Regions from separate parts of the Homo sapiens genome. Here region 1 is linked to region 2. The links are chromatin loops, found by intact Hi-C in ENCODE. Cell type or tissue: MCF 10A. All regions are shown on one strand. Links, peaks and the distances in the headings refer to the core of each region. The heading gives the core; the rest is flanking DNA. Region 1 has its middle 13 kb from the start of LINC02090. Region 2 has its middle 35 kb from the start of SMCR2.

Region 1 (8,682 bases), core at 390-8,389, 640 kb after region 2:
TCAAGAGAGAAGCCTCTGCAAGAAGTGCAGTCAGCTGACAGCCTCCAGCTACTTGGGGATCTTCCGCCACATTCAAATCATCCTGCCCAACCTGGGACCCCAGTACTGGCCATCTTTGCTCCAGAGACCCCCTGGGGCCGGGTGAGGCTCCCCCGCCCAGCTCTCCAGTGGCCCCTCTCCTTCACAAGCATTGTGCTTGGTGCGCTCCATGCTCTCCCTGACTGCTCTGCCCCTCGCCCCTTTCTCCTTTACAGCTCCTTCTCCTAACACAGTTCTTGTATCTCTAACTCCAACCTGTTGTCTACTTCCCAGGGGAGCTGAACTGACACCTTTGCCCCAGGCCATATCCCCAGCACACAGACAAGTGCCTAGCACATAGTAGGCGCTCAACAGAATTTCCAAGTGAGCACAGAAAACACAGTGGGCAGTCAATACATGTGTGTTGAACTCAGCAAATTGCACAGCAGCTGGGAAACAGCCGTCGCCGGCTCCTCTGAGCGTGGTGCTCCCGCAGCCCGTGTCAGCTGCGGTGCTTTGCCAATGCAAACAGGAGTGGAGAGTTAGACCCAGGCCCACTCCAGCTGCTGGGCCCCTTGCTCAACACAGCCCCTTCCTGCCACCTGCAGGGTGGGGTCTTCCTGAGCCCGCAGAGGGCACAGAAGGAAATACCTGCTCCCGGCCATGCAGGCCTCCCTGGCATGGGCACCCTGAGAGTCCTGGTCCCGGGAGCCAGGAATAACAAAGAGGCTGCCAGGGCCGGGCCCCTGGGACCTGAGGGCTGAGGGCAGAGCATGCCTCCCTGGTTTGCTGGGCAGGAGGCTGATTGGGCTAAATGGACTTTGTTGATGGTGACCCTTTGTTCCTCCATGGCGGCTCCGTCTGAGGAGAAGTTTTGGAGGCTGTTCATTCTCCTGCTTCCCCTGCTGCCACCCCAGAGACAAGGAGAGCAGCCTCCCAGTGGCCTGTTGGTTTGTAAAAGAGTCAGGTGTGGGAGGTTGCATCACGTGCTTCTCTGGACTCGTGGTCTGCAAGGAGGTGTGACAAGTGTGGCTGTAGGTCGATGAGCTGTGTGCGGCTTGGTAACGGGCAGTGGATGAGCCAGGGGGAGCAGCAGGTGGCCCAGCCCCAGGGATGAACATGGGGGAACTGGGTCCGATGTAGGCAGGAAGGAGACATCAGCAGCAGCAGCCCAGGGGCGTGGTGGAGGGGTGCGGGGGGGCCAGAGACAAGCCAGAGATGCCTGGATGATCCATTTTGCAGAAATAACAATCTCGAATCCAGGGCTGGGCCTGGCTGTGGCTTGGCCTGGCCAAGGGTGGTGAGCAGCAGGTGTGCTGATTGTAGTTAAGAAGCCATCGGTGTCAGACCAGAGTCCCCGGGCTCTGCACCTGAGGCTGCTGCGAGAGGAAAGCGATAGGGGCTCAGGCATGCTGAGGAGGTAGGTGGGCACGTGAAGGTGGGCCTCCAGGAAGGGGACATGAATACAGCAGGTCTTGGAGCTTTCTCCTTCAGGGGCAGGGGCAGGAGGACGGCCACCTGGCTTCACCACGAAGGGCCCGAGAGCATGGCATGGAGGGAGAGGCAGATCTAGAGAGAACACCGGCCAGTCTGCGGAGGGAGGTGGAGGAATGGGTTGAAGAGGGAAGAATTCCTGACACAAACTCTGAAATGACAAAGGAAAAGAATGACAAATCCGATTACACAAACATGAGCAACTTCCAAAGACCAATCACAAAAAACAAAACAATCACAAAGTCCCCACCAACATGGCTGAAAATAAAACAATTAGCTGAGAAGAAATATTTGTCACCTACAGACCATGGCAGACAGAAGATTTTATTTTAAAGCACCCTACAAATCACTAAGAAAAAAGCCCCAAAGAAATAGCAATCTGGAAAAGGACACAAAAAGGGAACGTGCAGAAGAAGTGCCAGCAGCTGCCAAACCCACGGTCCACAAAATCCTGGATCAAACAGGCAGGAGACAGCATGACAAGGTGCCACTCTCTGCCCATCGGGTCGGCACAGATTTAAAAACAAGGACCTGGTATTGCCAAGGATGTGGGGAAAGAGCCCTGTGGGTGAGGGTGTCAATTGGACAATGGCTGTCAACTTCTAGAATAATCATGTGTGCTTCCCTTTGATCCAAGAATCCCGCTGGGGGAAATTATTCCTGTAGAAATGTTTGCTCAGGTGTGCGAAGACACCTGCGTAAGACTTTTCATCTCAGCATTGTGTGTGATGCTGATGCCACAGCGTGGTGCCTAGACACCTCCTGGAGAGGACCCAGAAGGCCCGGCCACAGGTGGGGGCCGTGTTGCCATGGTCCCTGCCCAGAGGATGCCTGGCTGGTGCGGGGCAAGAGGGAGGTGGTCCTAGAGGCAGCCTTGCCTTGATCTACCCACAGGAGCGCACTGGACAGGGGTCCTGTGAGTGTGGGATCAGGGTCCCCCAAGCCCCATCTGCCCTCTGGTGCCCAGTGGCATTGAGCAGTTGTCTTAGCCACTCTGACCTCCACATCCTCCTCTGTGAAACGGGGTGTGACAGGACTACCTCTTGGGCTCCTGAGATCCTGGCATGCGTAGTGCTGTGTCAGGCGCAGTTCTAGGCCCTCTACCTTCACTGGGCCTAGGCAGCCTCCTACCAAAGGAGGATGAGAAGACACAGAGAGGCTGAGCAATTGCCTGAGGTCACACAGCTGCCCAGTGGCCGCAGAGGACACAGCTGGTGTCCCATCCATCAGTCACCCACCCTCCCCATGCAGGACTCGCCTCTTCACGTCTAAGCCTGGGACGCCTGAGCAGGATCCTTGGGCTGCTTCTCCCAGCTGCAAGGACGGGCAAGTTCCACCGCTGGAGGCCTGGAGAGTCCCTGTCCCAGGAGAGGGTCTCAGCCAACAGTGGCTGTGGGGGTGGCGGACAACTACTCCAGCCCCTTGCTCCTCAGCGGGGCAACCTCTGGGGCCTGCTCCACGCTGTCTCCCAGGGCTCCCCACAGCAGGGAGCCTGGTGCTTCCCTGGTAACTGCCTTGATAACACATACTTTACTGGCTTCTTCCCTTCCCTGCCTCTCGTGCCCTCCCCTGGGGCTTCCTGCATCTCCCCAGCCAAGCACTTGCTCTGGAATCCTTGTTCTGGGGTCTGATTCTGAGCCCTGCCCGAGACAGTGGCAAAGCTGGAGTTGGGCCAGACAGTCGGGCTCCAGAACCTACCTTAAAAAAGTTTTTTTTTTTTCCCCATCTACTCGGGAGGCTGAGGCAGGAGAATGGCGTGAACCTGGGAGGCGGAGCTTGCAGTGAGCCGAGATCGCGCCACTGTACTCCAGCCTGGGCAACAGAGCGAGAATCTGTCTCAAACAAAAAATAATTTTTTTTTTTTTTTTAAATAAAGAGACAACAGGGTCTTGCTTGGCTCTGTCATTCAGGCTGGGGTGCAGGGGGCAGGCAGCCTCGAACTCCTGGGCTCAAGCCATCCTCCTGCCTCAGCCTCTCCAAGCGCTGGGATTGCAGGTGTGACCCACTGCAGAATCTGTTCAGTGGGGCGGCTGGACTGGTTTCGACCCACTGGACTGGTTTGCAAAACCCCCCACCCGGCACAGTCTCTGGATATTTTCCTAGACTGTGACAAGCGGCCGCTGCCAGGGGAGAGTGAGGGACCCTTTACCCTCTGTGCCCCTCTGTCCCTGGGTCAGAGCCCTGACATTTATTGCACCCACCCACCCCAGGGACAAAGTCCTCTGCACAGGGCGGGCAGCCAGCCCCTCGACCAAGGCCTCAGGAAGGTAAAGAAGCCGGGTCCACCCGTGCTCAACACCTGACTTCAGTCCAGGGTAGGCGGCCCAGGGCTCCTCTCCGCCCAAACTGGCTCCTCCCAGCGCCACCCAGAACGAGGGGTGCCGAGGGGCCCAGCACCTAGGTCAGCGGCGCCACCTGCTGGTGACCATTGGGAGGCGCCGGCGCCTGGTTCTCTGCAACATTCCGGCTCCAGAACCTACTTAAAAATTTTTTTCAAATAAAGAGACAACAGGATTTCTCTTCGCTCTGTCATTCAGGCTGGGGTGCAGGGGGTAGGCAGCCTCGAACTCCCGGGCTCAAGCCATCCTCCTGTCTCAGCCTCCCCAAGTGCTGGGATTGCAGGCGTGACCCACTGCAGATCTGCATTCTTAACCATACTCTACAAAAGCCCTTCGCTGAGAGGATGTGGTAGGATAGCCCTCCCTACAGTGCCCAGCACTGGGAGCACCTTCATACACGAAGCTGCTACTGCTGCTCCTGTCTCCCAAGACCTTATGTGGTCCCAGGCAGCCTGGAGGGCATCCCTCCCTCGGCGAAGACCAAGAGTTCCAAAAGGACACAGACACAAGAGGCCTGGGTCTCTGAGGTCCTCCAAGGGCCATCCTTCCAGTCCCAACCCCTGCTTGTCTCACAATATTTCTCAGGAGTGGTCCTTTAGTCTCTACTTGCACACTTCCAGGGACAGGGAACTCATCAGCTCTCAAAACCACTTGAGCCAACATCTGTCTCTCACTGGCTTGGCTCTGCCATCTGGGAGTCAGTGAAAATCCTGCTGGCTTGGGAGAGCAGGAGGCCCAGGTGCTGCAATGCTTGAGCTGTCGCTGTCAGTCCCTTGGCCCTTCCTGGGCTGCTGCCCTCCAGGTGGGCTCACGCACAGCAACTTCACTTCTTCCTCCTCCGTCTTTTTTGCAGAGAAAAGATTTGAACATCGAATATTTTTAGGAAGAAGAGTTTCTGTTTGAAAAACCTGCCTTCCATGGCTGCACAGCAAATCTGAGGAATCTCTTACTGGCCCTGGGTTTCACATTTACATTACAAGCAGAAGGTTCACATTGCTGTTGCCAGAGAGTGGGCTTGTTCCACGATGGGGGTCACCCACGCTTGCAGCAGATGCTTAAGATCTGAGCACTGGACATACAGGCCCTGGAAAGACAGAGAGACTTCCTGCATGGAGCTTACTGTCTGGGGGAGCAGACCACCTCACCATCCCACAGGGAAACAGACCGTCACAGCACGACAATAGCCTGGCAGGAGGGGTGCACAGAACCCTGGCAGCTCATCCTGGGGAAGGTGCTCTAGTCTGGGAAAAGGCTTCTCAGAGAAAGGGGTCTGTTTTATTTTTACTTTTTCATCATAGGAAGAGTGCACAGTTTAAGTGTTCAGCTTGATGAAGTTTTACCCATGGGTGCCTCAGGCTCAGCCCCCAGACCAAACTGGAGAAGACCAAGTTCGTGCCCAGCCCCTAGAGGGCTCCTTTGTCCCCTCCCATCCAACACTCCCCCCACCCCCCGAGAAGTAACCATTCTTCTCTACCCTTGTGCCATAGATTAATTCTGCTTCTTTTTGAGCTTCCTAGTAATGGAGGTTTGTGAATGGTGCTCTTTTGAGTCCGGCTTCTTCACTCAACAATGACATCTGTGAGATCCTCCCATATTGTTGTATGTGGTCGTCGGTGATTCTTTTTCATTGCTGTATAGTATTTCATTGTATGAATATACTGTCATTTGTTGATGTTTTCTGTTTATGGATATTTGGGCTGTGCTGGACAGTGATAGTTTTTGGCTGAGTGGAAGTTACCTTGCTATGTGGAGGCAGAGAGGATAGGGAGGAACACTTGATAAGGCAGGAACAACATACACAAAGACCTTTGGCAGGAGGGAGCCTGCCTGGGGCCCTGAAGGCTGGTGTGGCTGAGGGGCATCCCTTCCTGTACCCTGCTTCTAGGCCGCTGTGTTCTGAGTGCCTGCTGCTTTGGCCTGATATGTGGCCCTCCACACTCATTTCCACCTCCTCCTCCTGTGCCTTCCTGACCAGCAGGGACTGGGAAGCTGAAGGCTACATTTCCAGGTTCCCTTGCAATGGCTTCCAGGGTTAGGATCCACTAGTAACACGCCCAGGTGAGATCAAGGAGGCGGGGGTGGGGGACATCTTTTGGCAGCTCTGGGCTGTGTTCTGCCACCCAGCAGGGTCACAGGCACGTGGAAGTGTCTAAAGCAATGTTCCAGTGTCTGGTCTTGAGCTGCCCAGTGGCCCTGATCCCAGGTCCCTGCACCCCACGAAGTCAGTGGTGCTTCAGTGGCATCCCTGATTCCTACCTCCTGGGCAGCTTGGTTCTGCTGGGCTCTGGGAGCCATGGGGCAGGGGCAACCCAAGACCTCTCCTCCAACTCACCCAGGGATTTTGTAAGTGCTGGATGCCTGCATCAAATCCTAGCTGCTCAAACACCTGGAGATATCACCCATACCCATTGTGATGGCCACTCTAAAAAAATAATAATAACAAATGCTGTCAAGGATGTGGAGAAACTGCAATGCTTGCATATTGTTGGTGGGAATGTCAACTGGTGCAGCTGTTAAGGAAAACAGGAAGGAGATTCCACACACACACAGACACACACACAGACACACACACACACACACACACACACACACACACACAGAATTACCACATGATCCAGGCATCCCACTTCCGGGAACATACCGAAAAGAATAGAGAGCAGGTCTCAAAGAGATGCGTGCACACCCGTGTTGACAGCAGCCTTATTCCCAATAGCTGAAATGTGGAAGTGGTGTCCCTTCCATGGATGTCCCTCCACGGATGAATGGAGAAGCACACTATGGGACATCTGCACAGTGGAATGTTATTCAGCTTTCAAAAGGAAGGAAGTTTGGACACAGGCCACCACATGGATGGGGCTTGAGAACATTATGCTAAGCTAAATAAGCCAGTCACACAAAGACAAATCGTGTATGATTCCATGTAGGTGAGGCACTAGAGTAGTTAGATCTCTAGAGACAGAAAGTAGAATGGGGGTTGCCAGGGGCTGGGGAAGGGGGAAGGGAAGTCAGCGTTTCATGGGGACAGTTTCATTTCTATAAGATGAAAGGTTCTGGATATGGACGATGGGGATGGTTGTGTCACAATGTGAATGTACTTAATGACACTGAACTAGATACTTAACAATAGTTAAAATGGTAACTTTGTTTTTTTTTTTTGAGACTGAGTCTCGCTCTGTCGCTCAGGCTGGAGTGCAGTGGCGCGATCTCGGCTCACTGCAAGCTCCGCCTCCCAGGTTCACGCCATTCTCCTGCCTCAGCCTCCCAAGTAGCTGGGACTACAGGCGCCCGCCACCACACCCAGCTATTTTTTTTTTGTATTTTTAGCAGAGACAGGGTTTCACCGTGTTAGCCAGGATGGTCTCGATCTCCTGACCTCGTGATCCACCCGCCTTGGCCTCCCAAAGTGCTGGGATTATAGGCGTGAGCCACTGCGTCTGGCCTAAAATGGTAACTTTTATGTTATATGCATTTTACCATACATAAAACAAAACCCCAGACTGAAAACCAAAAGCACTCAGAGAGGTTTCTCTGCAGAGCTTTTCCTGTATGTTGTCGGGTCAGCTGATGCCCCATCCATGAAAGACAGGGACAGAGTCAGGCCCATTTTACAACTGAGAAAACCAAGGCTCGGCCAGAGGAGGGAGGAGCCCAGCAGGTGAGCAGCAGAGGGGGCTGGACTCTGGGTCTCCCTCCTGATCTGTGCTCTTTCCACCATTCCCATCCCCATGCCACCCCACCCCACCCTAAGGAATGGTCCTTCAAGAAGCCAGCATTTCCCTCTGTCAGGAGGAGGACAAAGCCCACCCACCCCAGCGGATCCTCAGACGGGAAGGCTGCTCCTGCCCCCCTTGGGATAGACACTCCCTCTCATGTCAGCCTGCATGGGAGCGGGGTCTCAGAACCAGCCTCTGAGAGTCAGAGGGGAGGCTGGACTGCTTTTGAGCCACTGGACTGGTTTGAAAAACGCCACCCCACACAGCCTCTGGAAATTTTCCCAGATTGTGACTAGGGGCTGGGCGAGAGTGAGGGACCCTTTACCCCTCTGTGCCCCTCTGTCCCTGGGTCAGAGCCCTGAAATTCATTGCACCCACCTGCTCCAAGGACAAAGTCCTCTGCACAGGGCAGGCAGCCAGCCCCTCACCCAAGGCCTCGGGAAGGTAAAGAAGCCGGGTCCACCCATGCTCACCATCTGCCTTTGGTCCAGGGTTGGCGGCCCAGGGCTCCACCCCGCCCAAACTAGCTCCTCCCAGTCCGACCAGGAACCTGGGGTGCAGTGTGCCCAGCACCTAGGTCAGGGGTGCCACATGCTGGTGACCATAGGGAGGTGCCAGCGCCTGGTGCCTTGTTGCATGCCAGTCAGCCACTAAGGGGCAGTGAGGGGCATCACCCAGGAGGGCTGTCACGCAGGAGGGCTGTCACCCAGCAGGGCTTTCACCCAGGGCTGTCACCCAAGAGGGTTGTCACCAGGGCTGTCACCCAGGAGGGCTGTCACCCAGGAGGAGTGGCCGACCACCCATAGGTGCTGAGGGGCCTTTAGATAAGGCCTTCTTCAAGCTGCCAGGGTCCTGTGGCAGCCATCACACAGTGTCACAAATGGGGTTTAACACAACAGAAGTTTATCCCGTCAGGGTTCTAGAGGCCACAGTCCAGGATCGAGGGATCGGCAGGTTCTGCCCCTCCTGGCCCCTTCCCTGGCTTCTGCTGGTGGCTGGCAGCCCTAGGTGTTCCTGGGCTCTGGATGCAACCTCTGCCTCCGTCTTCACGTGGCCTTCCTTCCTGTGTCTCTGTGCAAATGTCCCCTGCCTTATAAAGATACCAGTCATTGGTTAGG
Region 2 (8,682 bases), core at 232-8,231:
GGACTCTCTTCTCCCTTCTTTGCCGATGAATTGTTTTTCTTTCTTTCTTTTTTTTTTTTTTTTTTTTTTTTTTTTTTTGAGACGGAGTCTCGCTCTGTCGCCCAGGCTGGACAGTGCAATGGCACGATCTCGGCTCACTGCAACCTCCATCAGGTTCAAGAGTTCTCCTGTCTCAGCCTCCCGAGTAGCTAGGATTACAGGCACGTGCCACCACGTCCCGCTAAGTTTTGTATTTTTTTTTTTTAAGTAGAGGCGCAGTTTCACCATGTTGACCATGCTGCTCTCGAACTCCTGACCTCAGGTGACCTGCCTGCCTTGACCTCCCAAAGTGCTGGGATTACAGGCGTGAACCACTGCACCCGGCCTCTTTCTGAAATTTTTAATTGAGGTAAAATTCACATAAAATTCACCATTGTAGCCATTTTAGAGTACAATTCAGTAGTTTGGGGGATATTCACGATGTTGTGCAACTGCCACTATCTAGTTCCAGAACCTTTTCATCACCCCAGAAGGAAACCTGAACCTCCCCATTTCCCCTGCCCAGCCCCTGGCAACCATGCATGTGCTCTCTGTCTTTGTGGGTTTGCCCATCCTGGACATTCCATATGAATGGACTCATATGTGCTGTTGTGTCTGCTGCTTTTGCTTAGGCAAATGTTTTTGAGATTCATCCATGTTGTAGCATGGATCAGGACATCATTCCTTTTTTGTTTGTTTTTGAGATGGAGTTTTGCTCTTGTTGCCCAGGCTAGAGTGCAGTGATGCGATCTTGGCTCACTGCAACCTCTGCCTCTTGGGTTCAAGTGATTCTCGTGCCTCAGCCTCCCAAGTAGCTGGGATTACAGATGCCACCACCATGCCTGGCTAATTTTTTGTATTTTTAGTAGAGACGGGGTTTCACCATGTTGGCCAGGCTGATCTCGAACTCCTGACAGCTCAGGTGATCCACCAGCCTCGGCCTCCTAAAGTGCTGGGATTACAAGCGTGAGCCACCAGGCCCGACCAACCTTGTTCCTTTTTTAAAAAACTGGCCAGGCGTGGTGGCTCATACCTGTAATCCCGGCCCTTTGGGATGTGAGGTGGGTGGATCACCTGAGGTCAGGAGTTCGAGACCAGCCTGGCCAACATGGTGAAACCCCCTCCCTACTAAAAATACAAAAAAATTAGCCAGGCCTGGTGGCACATGGCTGTAGTCCCAGCTACTTGGCTGGCTGAGGCAGGAGAACTGCTTGAATCTGGGAGGCGGAGGTTGCAGTGAGCTGAGATGGCATCATTGCACTCCAGCCTGGGCAACAAGAGCAAAACTCCATCTCAAAAATAAATAAATAAATAAGTAAAATAAAATGAACTTTATTCCTTTTCAAGGCTCAATAATATTCCACTGTATGGACATACCACATTCTATCTGCCTGTTCATCCGTTGATAGACACCTGGGTCGTTTCCATCTTTGGCTGTTAGGAATAATACTGCTATGGACACTCATGTACAAGTCTTCACGTGGATGTGTCCATTCTCCTGAGTATACACCTAGGAGTGGGATTGCTGGGTCATGTGGTCAGCCTATGTTTAGCTTTTTGAGGGATCAACACACTATCTTCCATAGTGGCTGCTATTTTACACATCCACCAGCAGCGCACGGGGGTTCTAGGTCCCCACATCTCTTCAACACATATTTCCCATTTGTTGGTAGTGACCATCAAGTGGTGTCTCACTGTGGCAGTTAATGCTTCCTTGTCTCTCAAAACTTCATGCCAGGGCCACCTCCTCCAGGGAGATTTCCCTGACACTCTGTTCTGGTTAGGGCACCCCCGGATTCCCACAGGCTCTGAGGCGTTGACCTGTCCCAGGAATAAGCATTCTTCTGCGGCTGTCTGCATACACACGTCCTCCATAAGATGCTGAGCTCACTGAGGGCACGGGGGCCCTGGGGCTGAGCTCAGCGTGAGCTGAATCAGCGATTGCATCCCTGGGCAGTGTTCATCAGCTGCCGTTCTGGTCAGACCTTCATTTGGGGTTTGGTGCCTGGGCACATCTGGGTTGGTGATTTTTGGTGGTGGGTGTTGTCTTGGAAGCCCACCTTGCTCCCATGTGTCCCAAAGGCCCCCACTTCCTCCCTGCCCCACATCCACTTCCCAGTGAGGCCTGAGCGGGGTGTGTGCATGTGCATCTTTGTCCCCAGGCCTACCCGAGCGAGGCTGGGCTTTCCAATGCTTACCCTTGGTCAGGGGCCCATCGTCAGGCCACTGGGGTTATGTTGGGGAGTGGGGTGGGCTTGGGATTGGGGGCTTGATCCTCCTGTCTTGAGTTCAGAGACCTGGGTCTGTGGCCTGCCTGGTTCTGAGTGACCAGGGACAAGTCACCTCCCTCCCCTGGCTCAGCCTTCTCACCTGTAAAGGGATCCACGGCCCTGTCTGTGCAGGTGCAGTGGGTGCCTGTGTTAGTCTGCCAGGGCTGCTGTAACAAAGCATCACAGACTGGGGGCCTCAACAGAACGTCACTCTCTCATGGTCTGGAGGCCGTGAGGCCAAGATCAAGGTGTTGGCAAGGAAGGGCCCTTCCTAGGAGTGTGCGGGAAGGCTCTATTCCAGGCCTCTCTCCTCAGCGTATCAGTGCCGTCTTCTCCCTGTGTCTCTTCACCTCATCAGAATTCCCTCTATGTGTGTGTGTGTCCAAATTTCCCCTTTTGATAAGGACATGGCTCGTACTGGATTAGGACCCATCCTACTGACATCATTTTAACTTAATGACCTTTGTAAAGACCCTATCACCAAATAAGGTTACAGTTGGCTCTCTGGTATCCAGGGATCAAACCAACCATGGATTGAAAATATTCGAGAAAAAAAAATTAATTTAAAATAACAACACAACAACAAAAATACAAATAAAATATAGTATACCAACTATTTATGTAGTATTTACATTGTATTAGACATTATAAGTAATCTAGAGATGATTTAAAGTACATGGGAGGATGCACTTAGGTTATATGCAAATACTATGTCATTTTATTTATTTATTTATTTATTTTCTTTGAGATGGCGCTTTGCTTTTGTTGCCCAGGCTGGAGTGCAATGGTGCGATCTTGGCTCACTGCAACTGCTGCCTCCCAGGTTCAAGCATTTCTCCTGCCTCAGCCTCCCGAGTAGCTGGGATTACAGGTGTGTGCCACTACACCCGGCTAATTTCTGTATTTTTAGTAGAGACGGGGTTTCACCATGTTGACCAGGCTGGCCTCAAAGTCCTGGCCTTAGGTGATCCACCCACCTCGGCCTCCCAAAGTGCTGGGATTACAGGCGTGAGCCACTGCGCCTGGCCACTATGCCATTTTATACACGGGACTTGAGCATCCTTGGATTTTTGGTATCTACTGTGAGGGTCCTGGAACAAATCCCTCGTGGATATCAAGGGACAACTACACTCTTGAGGTTCTGGGGGTTAGGACTTCAACATTAGAATTTTGGGGGATACCCAAGCATGGTAGCTCATACCTGAATTCTCAGTGTTTTGGGTGGCTGAGGCAGCAGGATCTCTTGATCCCAGGAATTTGAGACCAGCCTGGGCAATAAAGCAAGACCTTGTCTTTACCAAAAATAATTTTAAAAATTAGGTGGACACGGTGGTGCACGTCTGTAGACCCAGCTACTTGGGAGGCTGAGGAATGTCGCTTGAGCCCAGGAGTTCAAGGCTGCAGTGAGCTATGATCATGTCATTACACTCCAGCCTGGATAACAGAGGAAGACTCTGTCTCTTAAAAAAAAAAAAAGAAAAGAAAAAAGAAAAGAAAAAAGAATTTTAGGGGGATATCTCCCAAATTAACTATTTGCCCTTATCCCAGGCTCTGCTTCTGGAGGAGCCCAGTGGAGCCACTGCCCTACCTTGCTCTTCATCCCGGTGAGGATCAAGCCAGCAGATGCTGGCCACTGCTCCACGGCCATGGACTCAATACCCAACACAACAGACAAATCCCTGTCCTGTGGAGCTCATGGCCAGGTTGGGGGTGGGGGTGGGGCAGGCTGCAAACGTGCCATTGGTTTGGCTGAGGGTGGGCCTGGGGAGGCTACTTGAGCCCAGGGTGGTCAGAGAAGGCCTTACCAAGGAGGTAATATTTGAGCTGAGACCTGAATGGTGAGAAGATTCCAGCCATGGCAGGTGTCGGGAGAAGAGCACTTCCACTATCGGATACAGCAAAATGAAGCTGTCTCTGCCCCTCCCATCCTACTTCCCAACCACAAGCACTCAAGCCAGGAAGACCTGAGGAGCATGACTTCAGGGAGAAGAGCCAGATTCCTGTCCTGAGAGCAGTGATGGAGGCTGCTTAGTCTGGAGGAGAAAGTGGAGCTCCCTGGATCCTCCAAAGGGCTGTCAGAGGGCAGAAAGGTTGATGAGCTCTTCGTGGAAGTAGAGCAAGAGCCAAGAGTAGATGTTACACGGAGATAGCAAGAACTTTGTGATGAAGACACATGGAGAGTGAGACCCCCACCCTGGACGTATTTAAGCCCAAGCTGGATGATCTCTTGGCAGGATACCATAGAGGGGACCCAGAAAGTCTGGGTTCGCTGTCAGAAGCACCCAGACAGGGCCAGCCCTCTGATTTTCAGCTGTGGTAACAGTGGGCCTCCTCTCCTGCCCCTCTTATGAAGTCAAAGAAAACAACTCTGCCCTTGGCCTAGAATCACAACTGCCTGGGGACAGTTTCCCAAGGGCACATGGTAATTCCTGTACTGTCCTTGTCATCCGCCAGGTGGCACTGTTTGCCTGGTGTTGGGGCAGAATTGAACTCCCTTAAGCATTTTTAAACGACTGGTGAACTGGGGAGATACCAGTGTTGCAAGGACCCAGGAATGGCCAGAAGGTGCACTGCCCGAGTGTGGAAAATCCTTACAGACCCCGAGACATGCGCTAAGATGGTAGTGGGTATATGTGGCCTCATGAGAAGGGTCAGTGCAGACCAGAGGCCCCTCTCACCTCTGCCACCTTCCAGCTGTGTGACATTGAGCAAACCACCTCTCAGAGTCTCGGTTTTCTCCTCCATAAATCAAAGACTGGCCCCACCTTGAGATTTTGCCGAGATGATTAAAAACAATCCACGTGCCTGGCCCGGAGCAGGTCGCCAATAAAACATGGCAGCAGCCATCAGTGGTGTAGGAACTGTGGTGTAGGAACTAAGCTCTCAACGTCTAAATGGCCCCCCAAAGTCTCCAAGAGCCCCTTCTCTTATCTGAGGAAAGACAGGTGGACGTTCCTGCCCCTCTTAGTCCAATGATGGGAACTTTGATTGCCCTTGAGGGCCCTGGTGGCTCTCCAGGCTAGTGAGGCCTCTGCAAAGCATGGCTTTCTTCCTGTTGGCGACTTCCATTCAAGCAGATGCTCTCCAGACCCCAACTCCATAGAGAATCACCCTTTTGGAAAAAATGGTGCTCCTCTCCTCTTCATGGTTTGCCTTTTTTTTTTTTTTTTTTTTTGAGACAGGGTCCCGCTCTGTCACCCAGGATGGAGTGCAGTGGTGCGATCTCAGCTCACTGAGCTCACTCAGCTCACTCTGCCTCCTGGGTTCGAGTGATCCTCATGCCTCAGCCATTCACCTCCACGCCTGGCTAATTTTTTGTATTTTCAGTAGAGATGGGGTTTTGGGGTTTCGCCATGTTGGCGAGGCTGGTCTCGAACTCCTGAGCTCAAGTGATCTGTCTGCCTCAGCCTTCCAAAGTGCTGGGATTGCAGGGATGAGCCACCTCACCCGGCCTTATGGTTTGCTTTTCTTATTTGGTTTCTTGATAACAATTAATAGAGGTTCTTGAATCCCTCAAAAGTGTTCACTGTGGAATGTGAAGCTTTCTGTAGTTTCATTCCTGGTGCTAAGTGCTGGTAGAAATTTGTGTAGATTCCCTTGGGACTTTTTTTTGTTTGTTTTTTTGTTTTTTTGTTTTTGTTTTTTGAGATGGAGTCTCGCTCCGTCGCCCAGGCTGGAGTGCCGTGGTGCAATCTCGGCTCACTGCAAGCTCTGCCTCCTGAGTTCACGCCATTCTCCTGCCTCAGCCTCCCGAGTAACTGGGACTACAGGCACCCGCCACCACGCCTGGCTAACTTTTTGTATTTTTAGTAGAGACGGGGTTTCACCGTGTTAGCCAGGATGGTCTTGCTCTCCTGACCTCGTTATCTGCCTGCCTTGGCCTCCCAAAGTGCTGGGATTACAGGCATGAGCCACTGCACCCGGCCCCCTTGGGACTTTTTCTAAGCATATGCCTAAGCCCACATTCATGTAAAAGTTATTATTACTTTTGAAAAATGAAAAAATACTGGTTCCTCCATTCATTCATTCGTTGTGCATTCAACCTGTGTTTGGTGCTGTGAGCCCTAGGGTGCAGTGAAAAACAAGGCTCTTAAAACCCTGCCCTCAGTTGGCATTCCAGCTGGGAATGACATACACTCCATAAGCAGGAGCAGAGGAGGGCGCTGGTAAATTGGAGTAAAGGGTTAGCGAGTGTGTTTGTTTCCTGCTGTAATGAATTGCCACAAGTGAGAGAAATTTGCTCTCTCACAGTTCTGGAGGATAGAAGCCTGAAATCAGTGTCACTGTGCAGAAATCAAGGTGTCTGCAGGGCCGTGCTCCCTCTGCAGGGCTCTAGGGCAGACTTGTTCCTCGCCTCCTCCAGTTTCTGGCAGCTGCCGGCCTTCCTTGGCTTGTGGCCACATCACTGCCGTCTTCCAGGCCAGCATCTTTGGAGGTCTCTCCACTCCATCTGCACCCTGTCTTCTCTTCTGTGTGTGGTCATCACTCTGCCTCCTCATTCTTTTTTTTTTTTTTTTTTTGAGATGGAGTTCCACTCTTGTCACCCAGGCTGGAGTGCAGTGGTGCAATCTCAGCTCACTGCAACTTCTGCTTCCTGTGTTCAAGCGATTCTCCTGCCTCACCCTCCCCAGTGGCTGGGACCACAGGCACGTGCCACCACACCCGGCTAATTTTTTTTTTTTTTTTTTGAGATGAAGTCTCACTCTGTTGCCCAGGCTGGAGTGCAGTGGCGCCATCTCAGCTCACTGCAACCTCTGCCACTTGAGTTCAAGCAATTCTCCTGCCTCAGCCTCCCGAGTAGCTGGGACTACAGGTGTGTACCACCACGCCTGGCTAATTTTTGTATTTTTAGTAGAGATGGGGTTTCACCATATTGGCCAGGCTGGTCTCAAGCTCCTGACCTTGTGATCCACCCGCCTTGGCCTCCCAAAGTGCTGGGATTACAGGCGTGAGCCACCGTGCCCGGCCAATTTTTTGCATTTTTAGTAGAGACAGGGTTTCATCATGTTGGCCAGGCTGGTCTTGAACTCCTGACCTCAGGTGATCCTCCCACCTCAGCCTCCCAAAGTGCTGGGATTACAGGCGTGAGCCACCACCCATGGCCTGCTTCCCCATTCTTATAAAGACACTAGTGATGGCATTCAGGGCCCACCCCGATACCCCAGGACAATCTCCTCATCTCAGAATCCTCAGTCACACCTGATAGACCCACCCCGCTTTTTGCCATGTAAGAAAACTGTCTCAGTTTTTTGTTTCTATAAAACAAACTGGGTCATTTATAAACAATAGAGGTTTATATGCTTATGGTTCTGGAGGCTAGGGAGTCCAAGCGCATCACACTGGCATCTGGTGTGGGACTTCTCATGGCATCATTCCATGGCACAGGGCTTCACATGGGAGAGAGCAGAAGCTGTCAGCTCAGGTCTTTCGTCCTCTCCTTTTTTAAACAATTTGTTGGAGACAGGACTCACTCCATTGCTCAGGCTGGAGGGCAGCAATGTGATCACGGCTCACTGTAGCCTCCACCTCCCCAGGCTCAGGGAATCCTCTCACCTCATGCCTCCCGAGTAGCTGGGACTGCAGTACGTGTGGACGAAATCACCACACCCAGCTAATTTTTGTATTTTTTATAGAGATGAAGTTTCACTGCATTGCCCAGGCTGGTCTTAAAAACCTGGGCTCAAGCTATCCACCCACTCAGTCTCCCAAAGTGCTGGGATTACAGGCATGAGCCACCTCACCCAGCCTCTTCCTCTTCTTAGAAAGTCATCAGTCCCTTCCTGGGGGCCCTGCCCCAATGACCTCATCTAATCCCAACTACCTCCCAAAGGCACCACCTCCAATCAACATATGAATTTGGGGATTAAGTCTCCCACACATGAAATTTAGGAGACACATTCAAAACACAGTAGTCTGCCCTGGGCCCCAAAATGCATGTCCTCACATGCAAAATGTACTCATTCCATCCCCAAAGCCCCAAAGTCTTAACCTGCTCCAGCATCAACTCAAAAGTCTGCAGTCCAGAGTCTCATCTGAATGAGATATGGGTGAGACTGAAGGTACGATTCATCCTGCGATGAATTCCTTCCAGCTGTGACCCTGTGAGATCAAACAAGTTATCTCCTCCCAAAATACAGTGGTGGCACAGGCATTGGATAGACATTCCCATTCCAAAAAGCAGAAGTAGGCATGATGAAAGGGGCAGATGGTCCCAAAGAAGCCCAAACACAACAGGGTAGATATTGTATCTTTTTTGTTGTTGTCTGTCACCAGGCTAGAGTGCAGTGACATGATCTTGGCTCACTGCAACCTCCGCCTCCCGGGTTCAAGTGATTCTCCTGCCTCAGCCTCCCGAGTAGCTGGGACTACAGGTGTGCACCACCACGCCCAGCTA

The links. Peaks named below come from ENCODE experiments on the same cell type or tissue, not always from the same donor. Only the 100,000 strongest peaks of a DNase experiment are listed, where the experiment ranks them.
Region 1: it touches region 2 in a loop (15-fold over the local background); 15 of 110 quality-filtered maps call a loop at or near these places.

The regions. Positions count from the first base shown.
Region 1 is chr17:16,997,207-17,005,888 of GRCh38, reverse strand. No RefSeq gene overlaps it. Among named protein-coding and RNA genes, the nearest start is that of LINC02090, 13 kb to the right of the region's middle. RefSeq lists enhancers at 627-1,155, 8,302-8,351. In MCF 10A, for the core only: a CTCF peak has its summit at 3,923 (motif pointing left); a DNase peak (open chromatin) is centred at 3,888.
Region 2 is chr17:17,638,057-17,646,738 of GRCh38, reverse strand. No RefSeq gene overlaps it. Among named protein-coding and RNA genes, the nearest start is that of SMCR2, 35 kb to the left of the region's middle. In MCF 10A, for the core only: a CTCF peak has its summit at 4,737 (motif pointing right); a DNase peak (open chromatin) is centred at 4,748.